2 separate regions of the Homo sapiens genome follow, and region 2 is linked to region 1. A link is a contact called in ENCODE Hi-C or POLR2A ChIA-PET data. All regions are on one chromosome and are shown on one strand. The core of a region is the stretch at or near the end of the contact, and the rest is flanking DNA. Distances in the headings are between cores, read along the strand shown. Region 1 overlaps POC1B-DUSP6 (POC1B-DUSP6 readthrough). Region 2 overlaps LOC105378255 (a long non-coding RNA gene).

The links. A loop is a pair of places that touch in the nucleus more often than their neighbours do. ChIA-PET counts read pairs that join two places held with the same protein, here RNA polymerase II (POLR2A). Pooled maps may share reads with other maps.
Region 2: a loop to region 1 is called in a pooled map, with 14 times the contacts of the local background. The contact joins two enhancer-like sites. A Hi-C loop is called at or near these places in 7 of 50 pooled maps. POLR2A ChIA-PET finds 5 or more read pairs at or near these places in 2 of 52 experiments (activated CD4-positive, alpha-beta T cell and activated T-cell).

What each region holds. Positions count from the first base shown.
Region 1 is chr12:89,491,142-89,495,400 of GRCh38, reverse strand. POC1B-DUSP6 (POC1B-DUSP6 readthrough) reads left to right here. Exons shown (of 11, transcript NR_189589.1): 4 at 3,286-3,465. POC1B (POC1 centriolar protein B) reads left to right here. Exons shown (of 12, transcript NM_172240.3): 4 at 3,286-3,465. Among named protein-coding and RNA genes, the nearest start is that of GALNT4, 32 kb to the left of the region's middle. Within about 2 kb of position 1,605, at least 4 of the 41 ENCODE cell types and tissues checked have a DNase peak (open chromatin) inside an H3K27ac peak, as active enhancers do.
Region 2 is chr12:89,224,106-89,228,387 of GRCh38, reverse strand. All of the region lies in intron 1 of LOC105378255 (a long non-coding RNA gene), which reads right to left. Among named protein-coding and RNA genes, the nearest start is that of DUSP6, 130 kb to the left of the region's middle. Within about 2 kb of position 2,352, at least 5 of the 41 ENCODE cell types and tissues checked have a DNase peak (open chromatin) inside an H3K27ac peak, as active enhancers do.

The DNA.
Region 1 (4,259 bases), core at 356-2,855:
GTGACATGTTATAATGGATGGCAATGTAGCAGGGAATTTTAAGGGAGAAGTAACTAGTTTGGGGTCCAAGAGGAGAAGCATGTTCCAAAACCCTTAACTTTGGGAATTTAGAACTAGCTTTTTTACTATCTTCTGCACAGCATAACTTCAGTCTCCCTTTACTAATTCAAGGAAATCTCAGTGAACAAATTGTATAAGGGTAGATGAGCTAAAAGCTCACTGAGTCATTAATTTGTCATAACTCATCTAAATACAATGATTAGGCTTGTGTAGGTGTCCCTAGTTTCTCTTTCTAAATCATGTCTTAGTAGGGACAGAGCAATAATGGTGGATCGTGGCAACGGGAAGGAAGATGATGTGTCAGTTATCTATTGCTGTATGACAGTCACAAAACCTTAGTACTTACTACAGAAACAATGATTTGTCACATTTTGTGGGTTGTCTGGATGGTTGTTTTGCTTATATGGTGCAGGCTGAGATTACTCATGCAGCTTCACAGTTCTTTTGCTTATATGGTGCAGGCTGAGATTACACATGCAGAGGAAAGATGGGCTCTGTTCCTCATTCGTATGCCTGGGGCCTTGGTGCGGGTTGTGGCAATGGCGTCTTGGTTCTCCATGTGCCGTCTCTCCAGCAGGATAACCTGTAGTTTTCTCACAGCATGACAGCTGGGTTCCAGGAGAATCAAAGCAGAAGCTGCTAGACCAATTAAGAACTAGGCCCAAAACTTGCAGTGTCACTTCTGCCACGTTCTGTTCCTCAGAGTAAAGTCACAACACCAGCCCAAAGGGAGGAGAAATAAACAGACTCCACCTCCTTTGAAGCAGAGAGACATGCGTGTACAGGGATGAGATGAGTCACAACACCTCCTCTCACAACACCTCCCCTCAAAAGTCACAACACCTCCCCTCAAAGGGAGGGGAAATAAACAGACTTCACCTTTTGTGAAGCGGAGAGACATGCATGTACAGGGATGAGATGAGTATTGGCAGCCATATTTGCAGATAGACACCACAGCTGGTGACCAGAAGGCTAAGAAAGAATAGGGAGAGGCTGGGGGCATGACTCGCACCTGTAATTCCAGCACTTTGGGAGGCTGAGGCAGGAGGATCACTTGAGGCCAAGAGTTCAAGACCAGCATGGGCAACATAGCGAGACCCTGTCTCTATAAAAAATAAAAATAAAAAAATAAAATTAGCTGGGCATGGTGATGCACACCTATAGTCCTAGCTCCTCAGGAGGCTGAGGAGGGAGGAGCTCTTGAGCGCAGGAGTTTGAGCTGCAGTGAGTAGCGATTGCACCACTGTATTCTAGCATCTGTGACAGAAAGATAACACGTCTCAAAAAAATAAATAAATAAGAAAAGAATAGGTAGGAGCAAGCCTGAAAGCAAGTCTGGCTCAGAGTTGGTCACAGTGGGCAGTCAAGAGAATTTAGCTGAAAGGGCAAGTAAATATGTAGGAAGGAGAGAGCCTATATTAAGTTAAGATGAGGAACTAGAAACCAGTTAGGCACCAGCACAATAAACATAAGGCACTCCTATCTTGGTTTCTTCTGTGTTTCCTGTTGAGACTGGATCCAGTGCTTGGTTTAGCCTACGGCTGAGAGGACAGCCTTTTAGAAAGGAGGCAAACAGAACAGCCTGCTGGAGTGTGGAGTGCAGAACTAAAAATCAGGGCAGATTTTGATGATACTGATGGTCTGTCTCTTAGCTTCCTGGTCATTGCAGATGCCTTTTCTTTTCTTTGTTTTCTCTAGGCATTGTACTTGAATTCAGGCCAAACTATACTCCTGATTTCCACTCATGAAATTTACCCTTGAAACTTCACTGAGCTAGTCCCTGGATGCTCCCTCCTAATTTTTGTTTAATATGTATTTCAGTTTTTCCTGAGTAATATCATATGTCAGGTGATGGAAATTTATGATAAAGTTACCTTTCCTCCCTACAGACCACTGGAAGGGTAAGCCAGGTTGGATCTACGAGCCTTTATTGACTGTTCCAAGTGGAATTCAACGTGTATTGAGTTCTTTTTATGTGCTTGACATATTGCTAGATGCTAGTCTTATAGAGATGAATAAATCATCATTCCTGTGCTTCAAAAATGTGCTGCTTAAGAGGAGACAAATCGTTCTTTAGAAAGTCACTGTATAATGTAGTAAGCAAAATCGTTGTAGCAAATAGGGAGCCATTAAGCCTGTCTGGCTTGGCCAAGGGGGTCTGGGGATGGGGAAAATAGTCCAGCCTGAGAAAGCAGTAAGTGCAAAGGCAGGGGTGTGTTTGAAGGGCTGTGACTGTTCCGAGTACAAAGTTCAGTGTGAGTGGCAGGATACCTCACCAAAGTACTTGGGCATTGTGCTTTCTTTTGGAGAAGAGCCAGTGACACATTTACGCTGGGATTTACATGCTTGGAGTTACGCTCTTAGCAAGGTAATAAGCACAATATGTAGGTGACTGGCAGGGGACAAAAGATTAGAGCAGAGAGACCAGTTAAGAGGCTTTTGCAGTAACCTAGGTGAAGGATGTTGAGGATATATTTACCTTAAGGCAAGCAGAGCCAACATAGAAGAGGAGGATTCAGAAGATATTTAGGAAGTGAGGATGATATGGTTTGCTAACTTACTGGATGTGGGAGAGGAAGCAGGAGTTGAGTGTGACTTCCAGGCTTCTGGCTTGGACACAGGCGGATGTCACGCTGACCAGCCAAGGTAGCAAAATACAGGATGAGGTGCAGGTGTATGGGAGATCAGTGTGAACATTTGAACATCTGAGACACATATATTGTGGCCAACTAAATTCTGTTGCCTGATGTTTTTCAAGCATTTATGACAATTTTCCCCATAGGTTATCTTGAGTATCAATATGATTTTCTAAATGGGAAAATTGCTGAGTCCTAGATACAATGTAAGGTGAAAATGCCTTGGCAACTTGGGAACACTGACACAAAGTAGCGTTTATCACATATCACCTTGTAACTCCAACACTATCTAGCCTTCTCCCATTTTAAGGTTTTCTACTTCTCAAATGCCTCACATTATTTTCCCCATCTTTTGTTTTTCTATTCTCTTCTTTTCTACCCTTTAGTTCTCAACACCTGAAATTTCATGGAAATTTCAGTGTTGACGAAGAGTACAGTACAACATAGCCCTTTCATACTTTTGTTAGGTTTTACAAGAGTTAAACCATTTTATTTAAACTATTTTATATGTTTCAAAGTCTGTATTGTGATTAAGTATTAACTATAATTAAATCAAATGAGTTATAAATATTAAACTGTTTATTTCCAGGAGAGGAAAATTCTCAGAATTTAAAGCTCATACAGCTCCAGTTCGAAGTGTAGACTTTTCAGCTGATGGCCAGTTTCTAGCTACAGCTTCTGAAGACAAATCCATAAAAGTATGGAGCATGTATCGCCAGCGCTTCCTGTATTCCTTGTATCGACATACACACTGGGTACGCTGTGCCAAGTAAGTGCAAAAAATTTCATATTAAGATGTCCACATATTTTTTCTGCTTCATGTTTGCCCCCAACTTCCAGAAAAAGGGTTTGAGGACATATTCATTCATTCATTCAACAGATATTTGTTGTGTGACTGCTTTGTGCGGGAACGGTAGTAAACAAAATAGTGAAAATCCTTGTTCTTACATTCCAGAGAGACAGACAAACAAGTAGGAAAATGGAGCAGGTCAGATGGCAGTAAGCACTATGGAGAAAGAGCTGGGTTAGAAGGGGGCGCGTAATTTTTTTTTCTTTTTTTTTTTTCTTTTTTTTTTTTTTGAGACACGGTCTCACTCTTGTTACCCAGGCTGGAGTGCAGTGCTGCCATTACTGCTCATTGCAACCTTGACTTCCTGGGTTCAGGTGATTCTCCTACCTCAGACTCTGAGTAGCTGGGACTACAGGCATGCACCACCATGCCTGGATAATTTTTTGTATTTTTAGTAGAGACAGGGTTTCACCATGTTGCCCAAGCTGGTCTCAAACTCCTCAGCTCAAGTGATCCACCTGCCTTGGCCTCCCAAAGTGCTGGATTTTCCCAGCACTTTTATTACAAGGGGCCTGTAATTTCAAATGACATTCAGGGAATGTCTTACAGAAAGTGTGACCTTTCTGTAAGAAAGATGTCCAAAGGGTGACCTTTGGACAGAGATGTAAAGGAGGGAGTGAGGCTTGAAGAAATTCAGGAAAGGAATGTTCTGGATAGGAGAAGCAAGGGCAGAAGCCCTGAGGCAGAGCCTGGTGGCTGTATGAGGAAAAGCA
Region 2 (4,282 bases), core at 1,103-3,602, 270 kb after region 1:
AAAACATTTGGAGATCTTGTGTATGCATCAGATCCACATTATCTCATAAGAGGCAAAGTAGCAAAATCACATGTAGGTTCTGGGATCAGAAAGACTTGGGTTTAAAAATCCCTTCTCTGTCATTGTGTAGCTGTGCAAACTTACTTCAGTTCATTAATATATCTTATTCTCAATTTTGATTTTACTTGGCTTTTCTTTACAAGAAGCATTATCAGAAGTGAATCAATCTCAGGAAGGACCATGCCAGTGAATTTTAAAGTAAAATGTAAAGATGATTAAAGAACTCACTGCCTCTCTTTCATTGATTTATTTGTCTTTAGAGACAAGGTCTTGCTCTGTCACCTAGGCTGGAGTGCAGTGGTGTGAACACTGCTCACTGCAACCTTGACTTCCTGGGCTCAAGCAATTCTCCCACCTCAGCCTCTGAGTGTCTGGGACCACAGGCATGTGCTGACACGCCCAGCTAAGTTTTAAAAATATTTTTTGTAGAGATGAGGTCTCATCATGTTGTGCAGGATGGTCTTGGACTCCTGGGCTCAAAAGATCCTCCTGCCTCGGCCTCCCAAAGTGTTGAGATTACAGCCACCATGCCTGGCCTCTCTCATTTCAAAATACAGGAAGACCTAACCCTCAGTAGGCTGGGGTTACATTTCTACATCTTTATTTAGGAGCTTAAATATGTAGTAAACCATAGCTTTTTCTAGATCTTTCTTTGGCTGGAATTTGCCAGGGAATTTTCTTTTCTTTTCTTTTTTTAAAAATTTTTCTTTTTAAATTGTCTGATGTTTTTTGTTCTTTAATTTTTTTTTCAATTTTTAAAAATTTTTATGGGTACATAGTAGGTATATATGTTTATGGGGTACATAAGATGTTTTGATATAGGCATGCAATGTAAAATAACCACATTATGGGGAATGGGGTATCCATCTCTTCAAGCATTTGTCCTTTGAGTTACAAACAATCCAATTACAAGCTTTATGCCAGGGCATTTTCAATAATATTTAGCGAAAATGATTTTCCCAAGAACTCACCAAATACCAACAGAGCTAGCCATATGATTGTATTTCCTTGTCATGATTTTTTTTAGTTGAGTACTGGGATAGTTTATAGAGAGTTCATTATCCCAGAGGTTGAATATAGGGGAAGAAAAGGGGGTTGTGCAAAGAAACCCAAGTGAGCATTCATTACATGTAATTGAAAGCTAATCATCTCTTCATGGATAACTACTCTACAGAAAAGACCAGCCAAACCACTTAAAACCATCCACAAAGCTCGCTGGCCAGTTAGGACAATAATGCTGAAAAAATATTGCTATGCTCAATTTATTTGATTGCACCTTGTTTTATAGACTGCCTAATGATGAGTGCAGGTTCAAATTCAAATCAAGGAATTTTGCCTCAACAAATTCTTTTCTTCTGCTCTCCTGCACAAATCTAAAGATATTTATCATAAGAACTATATGTACCAAGATCTCACAGGAACATCACCACTGGGTCAGAAGCAAAATAAACTTCACCTGAGTCTGTCAAGAATTGTTTGATGAAATCATCTTTGGTCTGGGAGAGCGAGGTAATAACATATCAACTCAATTTTAAAGGTCCTGCTTACAGAGGACAGAGACAGCCCCCCCCACCCCCCAAAATGCTTTTATTTGCCCTGATACCTAAGATAAAGATTTTATTTTTCAGCAAAGTGATTAAAAATCCGGGTTTTTATTTAAAAATTCTGAGAGATTAGAGATCTAGCGAATTGTTTTTTGGTTTGGACAACAGTGACTCCTTTATACCACAAATATTTGGTAACACATTTTTATTTCTCATCCTTATTTCTCCACTGGAAAACCACTTTATGATAAATTCTGTAAATATTTATTGAAAAAATAAAATATACAGGTTTTATGCTTGGTGCTTCAAGTTTCAAGATGATTGTGTTTAAATCCCTTCTGCTGACGGCTCTTATATTTCTGAATTTGGCTCCCTTAAAATATTTTGTTTCATAGCCAAAGCCAAAAAACAAAACAAAACTATGTTTAAAAACACTACAGGGAAGAAGGAATCACTTCATTGCTTAGTTTTAAAACTACATGAATGACGTCGCTTTTGAGATGTGGAAATACCAGGGTAATTTTGTTTTACTAAAGGTGTATTTTCTTTTCCTTTTAAAGACATATAACAACTATTGTTTTTAACTGGTGAAAGAAAGAATTGGGTTTGGGGCTTTTCATGACCAGGTTAAGTAATTCAGAGCCTTGGTGCTAACAATGAAAGTGAGATTCCCTTTCACGGAAGGGCTGGCCCATTTGAAGTTGATGATTCCAGTCTGGCTGGTCCAACAGGTTTTTATTTCTTAAAGCTTTGAGCACCATGAGTCAGAGGGAGAGGAAGAGAGAGGGAGGACATGAGCTCACTACAGAGAGGTTGGTATTAGAGGAGAAGGGAAGGATTGTTTGTTGGACCCAAACCAGAGAAAGGAGTGGCTGTTATTGCAGCATAAAGCAATGAGCACTGTAGGGGAGCAGCTGAGCTGTTTGTGGAGTCAGCTTCAGGGCCTCAAGGCTGAACTTCCACAGGCAGCAAAAGCATGAGTTACCAGCCTGAAGTGTGAGCTGGTTTTAGAATCTTGTCCCAGTTTTTTTTTTTTTTGGTAGAGATGGGGTCTCACTATGTTGCCTAGGCTGGTTTCAAACTACTTGGGCTCAAGTGATCCTCCCACCTCAGCCTCCCAAAGTGCTGTGATTACTGGCGTAAGCCACTGCACCTGGCCCCCCTCTTTGGTTTTCTCTGCCTGGAAACTTGAGTTGAGAGGCGGGTGTCTCGCCTCTGCCCTTGACTCACCGACATCACACTTCCTTTCATCTGAGTGCTCTCTGAAGTGAGGTCACGTTGGTGAGCTCATCTATATTCAGGAGCCAGAAGAGCAAAGGAGAGCTTTTGCATGTGAAGATCTGCCTGGATGGAAGCTCTGATGTGATGGAAGCTCTTACTACCAATTGGCCAATGGTTCAGATTTTCTTAGAACTAAACTTTTTTTTTGGTCCAGATATGCTAATCAAATGAAAAATGAATTAGGCTGGGATTTCCTCTTCGTAGTCTAACCTTAATGAAAGGAATAATGAGAGAATCTATATTAAATAGGACCCTTTTCATACAAGTAACAGAAATGCAACCTCAAATGTCTCCTTTTAGTGCAGGCAAAAGGGAAGAGCAAAGGAGAGAACTGGGTCTGCAGGATCACTGGAAACAGAGACTTACATGCCTTCCAGTCTCTCTCTCTTTTAACTTTCACTTCTTTTCGACATGTTTTCCTACAGACCTCCTCCACAAGGTTACCTCCTTCTCAGACTCAGATCCTAAGCCTTGATATCAGAGAAGGATTGTCCCGTTTTTGTAAGTCCCAATTTGCAGATACTCAGGAAGGTCCAGCTCAGGTCACACGCAGCCTCTCTGCACAGTGGATGGGCTCTTGTGATTGGCAGTTCTCATGGGAACCATGTAGTGGCGTGAGGGAAGATGGAAATAGGAATGGGTGGGTCTGTGCCAGAAAAGGGAAGGGTGCTGGGCAGATGAAAGAATACATACCTATTACTACACAGAAAAAGGACTATATGTTTGTATTAATCACAGTTCTCTGGAGAAACAGAACAAAAGAATTTTTGATAGAATGTGGCTTATGTGATTATGGAGGCCTAGAAGTTCCATGATATACCATCTGCCAGGTGGAGAGCCAGGAAAGCCAGCGGTGTAATTTAGTCCAACTCCAAAGGCCTGAGAACCAGGAGAGCCAAATGTGTAAGTCTCAGACTGATTCCAAAGGCCTGAGAATGTGGTGGGGGCAGGGAGGGCAATAATGTAAGTCTCTGTCCAAGTCTGAAGGCCTGAGAACCTGAAGTACTGGTGTCTGAGGGCAGAAGAAGATGGAAGTTCCAGCTTAAGCCAAGAGGTGAATTCATCCTTCCTCAGCCTTTTTTCTTCTTAAAAGGGCCCTCAAAGGACTAGCTGGTGTTCATCTGCATTGGTGAAGGCATCCTTTCTCAGCCTACTGATTCAAATGCTCATCTCTTCTGGAAACACTTTCCCAGACACACCCTGAAATAATGTTTTACCTGCTCTCTGAGTATCCTTTAGCCTTGTTAAGCTGACACATAAAATTAACCATCACAAAGATACAAAAGAAGAAATTTTAGTCGAGGTTGAGTCTGAAATATCCATAAAGTACATTATTAAATGAAAAGTATGATTACATCTTTCTGGTTAAATTTTAGCCTTATTAGTGGGAGGGAATA